Regions from separate parts of the Homo sapiens genome. Here region 2 is linked to region 1. Evidence: chromatin loops called from intact Hi-C (ENCODE). Cell type or tissue: GM12878. All regions are shown on one strand. Links, peaks and the distances in the headings refer to the core of each region. The heading gives the core; the rest is flanking DNA. Region 1 has its middle 110 kb from the start of GUCA2B. Region 2 has its middle 53 kb from the start of GUCA2B.

The links. A loop is a pair of places that touch in the nucleus more often than their neighbours do. Peaks named below come from ENCODE experiments on the same cell type or tissue, not always from the same donor. Only the 100,000 strongest peaks of a DNase experiment are listed, where the experiment ranks them.
Region 2: a loop joins it to region 1, with 5 times the contacts of the local background. A loop is called at or near these places in 1 of 110 quality-filtered maps.

What each region holds. Positions count from the first base shown.
Region 1 is chr1:42,041,773-42,044,600 of GRCh38, reverse strand. It overlaps the pseudogene HNRNPFP1. Among named protein-coding and RNA genes, the nearest start is that of GUCA2B, 110 kb to the left of the region's middle. In GM12878, for the core only: no CTCF peak of the experiment used is centred there; no DNase peak of the experiment used is centred there.
Region 2 is chr1:42,098,713-42,101,540 of GRCh38, reverse strand. No RefSeq gene overlaps it. Among named protein-coding and RNA genes, the nearest start is that of GUCA2B, 53 kb to the left of the region's middle. In GM12878, for the core only: no CTCF peak of the experiment used is centred there; a DNase peak (open chromatin) is centred at 1,403; H3K4me3 peaks cover 201 bases.

The sequences.
Region 1 (2,828 bases), core at 267-2,766:
AGGTGAGAGTACATTTGAAATGATGTCACCAGTAATAACACAGTGGCTGATGACTCATGTGTCTCCTTGTGTTTGGGATGGGATTCTCATCATTTAAATGAAGGGAAAAAAAATGGGACCTGGGTGGAAAATGGGGTGTTCTGGTTTGATTATTCTTTGTTTATGCTGCCATATCGGTTATCTACATCTGCCTTAGTTCTTCCCCCAGGAGGCTGATCCCTATAGACTGTCATCCGGACTCCCTTGCTAGTAGGTTATCTGTCTGAGTTAGTGGGTGATATGCATTTGCAGGGTATTAGAGAATGGGAGGCAAGAGAGGTCAAGGCAGTTTCTCCCATGGTCCTAGCCTTGAAGCCTCCCCTCTGGTAGAAGCCAGATCTTTGTCTAACTGCAGCTCCTGAGGGAGCCCCTCCTCCATGGTTCCCACTCTCCTGTTCCCTCTGCTTGTCTCTTCATTATTGGGGGTGGTAATGGTTCTCTGCTGTTGTTGGTATCTGGATGCGTCACCAGCTCTGCCCACACTTCTCTAAGTCCTCCCTTGATTGAGATCTCATTGAGTTAAATGGGGTGAGCTCTGTTTCCTGCTGGACCTGACTGATGTAGTGTCCTTTTCCTCCTGAGCTCCTCAAGAATGGGACTATTGTCCCAGTCATCTCTATATGCAAAGGTTATCTGGTCATAAAATGTGAAATGATTCAATCACAACAGTGCTGAAGGTCTTTTCCCATGAATCTTGCAAGGCCAGAGGAAAGAACAAAGTTAACTAGCAGCATGCTAGTTAATTTTTTAATTTCTAACTATTTCTAGAAAAACTATTTCCAACCAGGATTCTTTCCATATCAACTCTTCCCTGAGGTCCCCGTAACTTCAGGTATGGCCCCAGTGTTCCAACACAATATCTGTCAGGGACCTAGATAATGCTTTTTCAAATTAAGAAGTTGATTAAATTGCATTTCCAAATGCATTATTTTCAAAAGGCTATGTATCTAGGAAGCCAGGTGTGTGAAAACTTTCACACATAATTGCAAGTGCAGTGTATAAAACAATTTGCTCACACCTTCAGGCTTCTAAGGTGCTTAATGCCTTTTATTAAGTGACTCTGCTCCACTAAATAACCATCCCTGGACTTCTTCCTTTAGGCCCTGTTGCTACAGATAAACTAATCTGTGCTTTGGAGTTGCCTGACTAATATATCACCACTTTCAACTGATTGAAGGTGGTCAGGGCTGGGAATGCAGACATGAGGGCATGCAGCCAAGCGAAATATATAATCCAGGCGTCAGATCTGGGGAGGGAGAAAAGGCAGAGGAGAGTGATCTGGGAAGACTCATGTCAAAGAGTTTGGGTAGAAGAGGTCAGAACCTGAACAAGGAGTCCAAGGCCAACAAGGGGCATCAGCAAGAATAGTGTCTGTGACTGAATCCAAAGTCTTCTAAAGTAGGGCCACTTTATAAGGTTCCTTTCCAGATTACTCTCCCTCACCCCCAACTATTCTCAGAGTAGAGGAATAAGTGGCTGAAGTATAGGGGGCTAGCAGGGGAGGTAGAGATCAGGGTAACTCCTAGTACAGGACAAAGATGAAGGATTTCTGTTTGCATTTCTAGTCTTAGCTTTCTTTTGTTGGGTTAAACTGGGCAGTCCTACTTTCCTTAGTGCTTAATGGTATAAGACAATACATTTAAATTTTCATGAGTGTATTTACCCTTCAGAAAGACTCATAGGATGTGAGAACTGGCAGAATTATTTTTTAAAAATATTTTTATTAGACTTTTATTTAGCCTCATTATTAGAATATAAGGGAGATCATAGATTTAATGTATGAAACTATTTTTAAATTCACACTTAAATACATTACAATTAAAATGAATTATCTTGAACCACCCAGTCATTTCGCTATCTTTTGCTGAGTAGATAATCTGTGCCAGTCATTGTGAAAAAGTCTTCATTTTAAGAAAAAAATTTAGTTAACAAAAAATTTAACAAGTTTCACTTGGCAGAATACACCCAAAAGGAAATCACAGTACAAAGAAAGTTTTAAGTTAAGGCCTCACCAATTCCTCCAGTATTAGTATTGTGTCTCAATTTTCAAAACTCACTTTTAAAAAGCTTCAACTTAACCTAAAGGATCTTAAATGAAAATATAAATTAGAATGAACAAACATGAGAAACATTTCTTTGAATCAGGGAGCTGATGCCTTTGAGTTTACCAAAAAAGCACATCTCCCCAGTGTGTTCACTGTGATGTGGTGTAATAGGTCCACATGTAACATACTTAAACTTGGATAACTTCTCTGTGAAGTATACTAACAAAATGTTAATTGAGAAAAGCTGAAAATAGTTTTAGTTTACTCAATATCACATGGTAGAAGAAAATTTTGCATGAGAAAACACTGAAGAGGCATATATATATATATATATATATATATTTTTTTTTTTTTTTTTTGAGACAGGGTCTTACTCTGTTGCCCAGGCTGGTGTGCAGTGGTGCATCTTGGCTCACTGCAACCTCCGCCTCCTGGGTTCAAGTGATTCTTGTGCCTCAGCCTCCCGAGTAGCTGGGATAACAGGCGCCTGCCACCTTACCCGGCTAATTTTTGTATTTTTAGTAGAGAAGGGGTTTCACCATGCTGGCCAGGCTGGTTGTGAACTCCTGGCCTCAAGTGATCCACCCACCTAGGCCTCCCGAAGTGCTGGGATTACAGGCTGAGCCACTGCGCCTGGCCTAAAGAGGTAATTTTTAAATCCAGATTTCACAAACTCTTTGTGCAAAATGGGTCCCACAGCTTCCTTCATTATAACTGCTCTTCACTGCTTGTTAGCGGCCTGTG
Region 2 (2,828 bases), core at 265-2,764, 57 kb before region 1:
AAATTATACTTTAAGTTTTAGGGTACATGTGCACAACGTGCAGGTTTGTTACATATATATACATGTGCCATGTTGGTGTGCTGCACCCATTAACTCGTCATTTAACATTTTATTTTCTAAAGGCTTGTTGCTGGTATATATAAATAAAATTTAAAAAACATATTGATTTTGTATGCACTGGCCTTGCTAAATTCACTATTTTTCTCTATCATTCAGTCATTTAATGACTTTATTTTAATTGTGGTAAAATACATATAACACGCAATATACTATCTTAACTACTTTAAGCTTAACTATCTTTAAGCGTGCAGTTTAGTGGCAGTAAGCACATTCCCATTGTTGTATCTTCACCACCATTCATCCACAGAACTCTTTTTGTCTTGTAAAACTGAAATTATGTACCTATTAAACTCATTTATTCATTTTGAACTGAGACATAATTCACATACCATAAAATTTACCCTTTATAAGTGTACAATTCAGTGGTTTTTTTTTTAAACCACTGATATTTGTTTTTTTCCAATTTGGGCTGAATGGAGAAAACTTTGTGAATGGTTTCACAAAGTTATGCAACCATTATCTAATTCCAGAGATGTTCAACTCTCCAAAAATAAACCCGTTCTCATTAGCAGTCACTCCCAATTCCCCTCTCCCCTCCTCCCTTCTTTATTTTTATCCTGTTTATCTTTGTATCTGTTCTTACACCAGCACTGCACTGTCTTGGCTCATTTGAAATTGAGAAGCGTGAGTCCTCTGAACTTGCTTTTCTTTTTCAAGATTGTTTTGGTTATTCTGCAGCCCTTATATTTCCATATAAATTTAGGATCAGTTTTCAATGTCTTCAAAAAAGACAACTGGAATTTGGTAGAGATTGCATTGAATCTGTAGATCAATTTGGGAAATATTGCCATCTTAATAATATTAAAGCTTCCCATCCTGTAACATGGGATGCCATTCCATTTATTTAGATCTTTAATTTCTTTCAATGATCTTTTGTAACTTTTATCATATAAATATTATACTTCTTTTACTGAATTTATTTCTAATTGTTTTATTCATTCTGATGTAATTATAAATAGATTTGTTTTCTTAATTTCCTTTTTGGATTTTTTTGTTGCTGATGTGTGGAAATAAAGTTAATTTCACTATATTGATCTTGTGTCCTGCAACCTTGCTGAATTTGTTTTTTAGCTCTATTTGCTTTTTAGTGGCTTCCTTAAAATTTTCTGTCTATAGAATAACGTCATCTATGAATACAGAGAGTTTTATGTCTTTTCCAATGTGAATTTAAAAAATTTCTTTCCATTGACTATTGCCATAGTTAGAATCTCCAGTGAAATGTTGAGTAGAAGTGGTGACAGTGGACATCCTATGTCTTGTTTTTGATCTCAGGAGGATAACTTACAGTCTTTTGCTATTAAGTATGATGTTAGTTGTGGGTTTTCGTAGTCAACTTTTTTCAGGTTGAGGAAGTTCCCTTCTATTCTTAGTTTGCTTAGTGTTTTTTTAATCATGAAAAGGTGTTGAGTTTTGTCAATGCTTTTTCTGCATCTATTGAGATGATCATGAGGTTTTTATCCTTTATTCCATTAATATGGTGCATGACATTGATTGATTTTTATATGTTGGGCCAACTATCATTCCTGTAATAAATCCCACTTGATCTTGTGTATAATCCTGTTATGTAATATTTTGTGGATTTGGTTTGTTAGTGTTTTGTTGAGGATTTTTGTGTCTATATTTATAAGCCATGTTGGTCTGCAGTTTCCTTGTGATGTTTTTATGTGGTTTTCGTGTCAGGGTATAATACTGGCCTCATAGAATGGATTGGAAAGTGTTTCATTCTCTTTTAGTTTTTGGAATAATTTGTGAAAGATTAATATTAATTCTTCTTTAAAAGTTTGGTGTGTTTCACTAGTTAAGGCATTGGGGTTTTCTTTGTGTGAATTACTACTAATTCAATTTCTTTACATGTTATAGGTTTATTCAGATTTTTTATTTCTTCTTGAGTCAGTTTGGTAGTTTGTGTTTTTCTAGGAATTTATCCATTTCATCCAGGTTTTAAAATTTGTTGGCATTCAATTTTTCATAGCATTCCCTTATAATCTTTTTATTTCTGTGAGGTTAGTTGTAATGTCCTCTCTTTCATTCCTGATTTTAGTAATTTGAGGTTTCTCTCTTTTTTCGTTTTCTTGATGAGTATAGCTAAAGGGTTGTCAAATTATTTCTTGTACAATACACTCTGTTTTAAAATATTTTGAGTGGTCTTATTGGAATATAATTGTTATTCCAAATTGCACATATTTAATGTATACAATTTTATAGGTTTGAACATATGCACACACCCATAAAACCATCATCACCATCAAGATAATAAACATATTCATCACCTCCAAAAGTTTCCTCTGACAGTTGCCTCTTTTTTGCAGTAAGAACATTTAGCTTGAGATTTACCCTCTTAATGAAATTTTAAGTGTACAATAAAGTATTGTTAACTATAGGCACAGTGTTTACAGCAGCTCTCTAGAACTTCTTTTTGCATAACTAAAACTTTTCCCCTGCTGCACTCCCCATTTCCCCTCCCCTCCAGCCCCTTGTAATCACCATTATGTTCTCTGCTTTTATGAATTTAACTATTTTAGATACCTCATATAAGTGGAATCATGCAGTATATGTGCTTATGTGACTGACTTATTTCACTAAGCATAGTGTCCTCCAGGTTCATCCATGTTGTCACATATAGCATGACCTTCTACTTTTTTAAGGCTGAAAGATATTCCATTGTATGTATAACACATATTCTTTATCCATTCATTGGTTTGGGGACA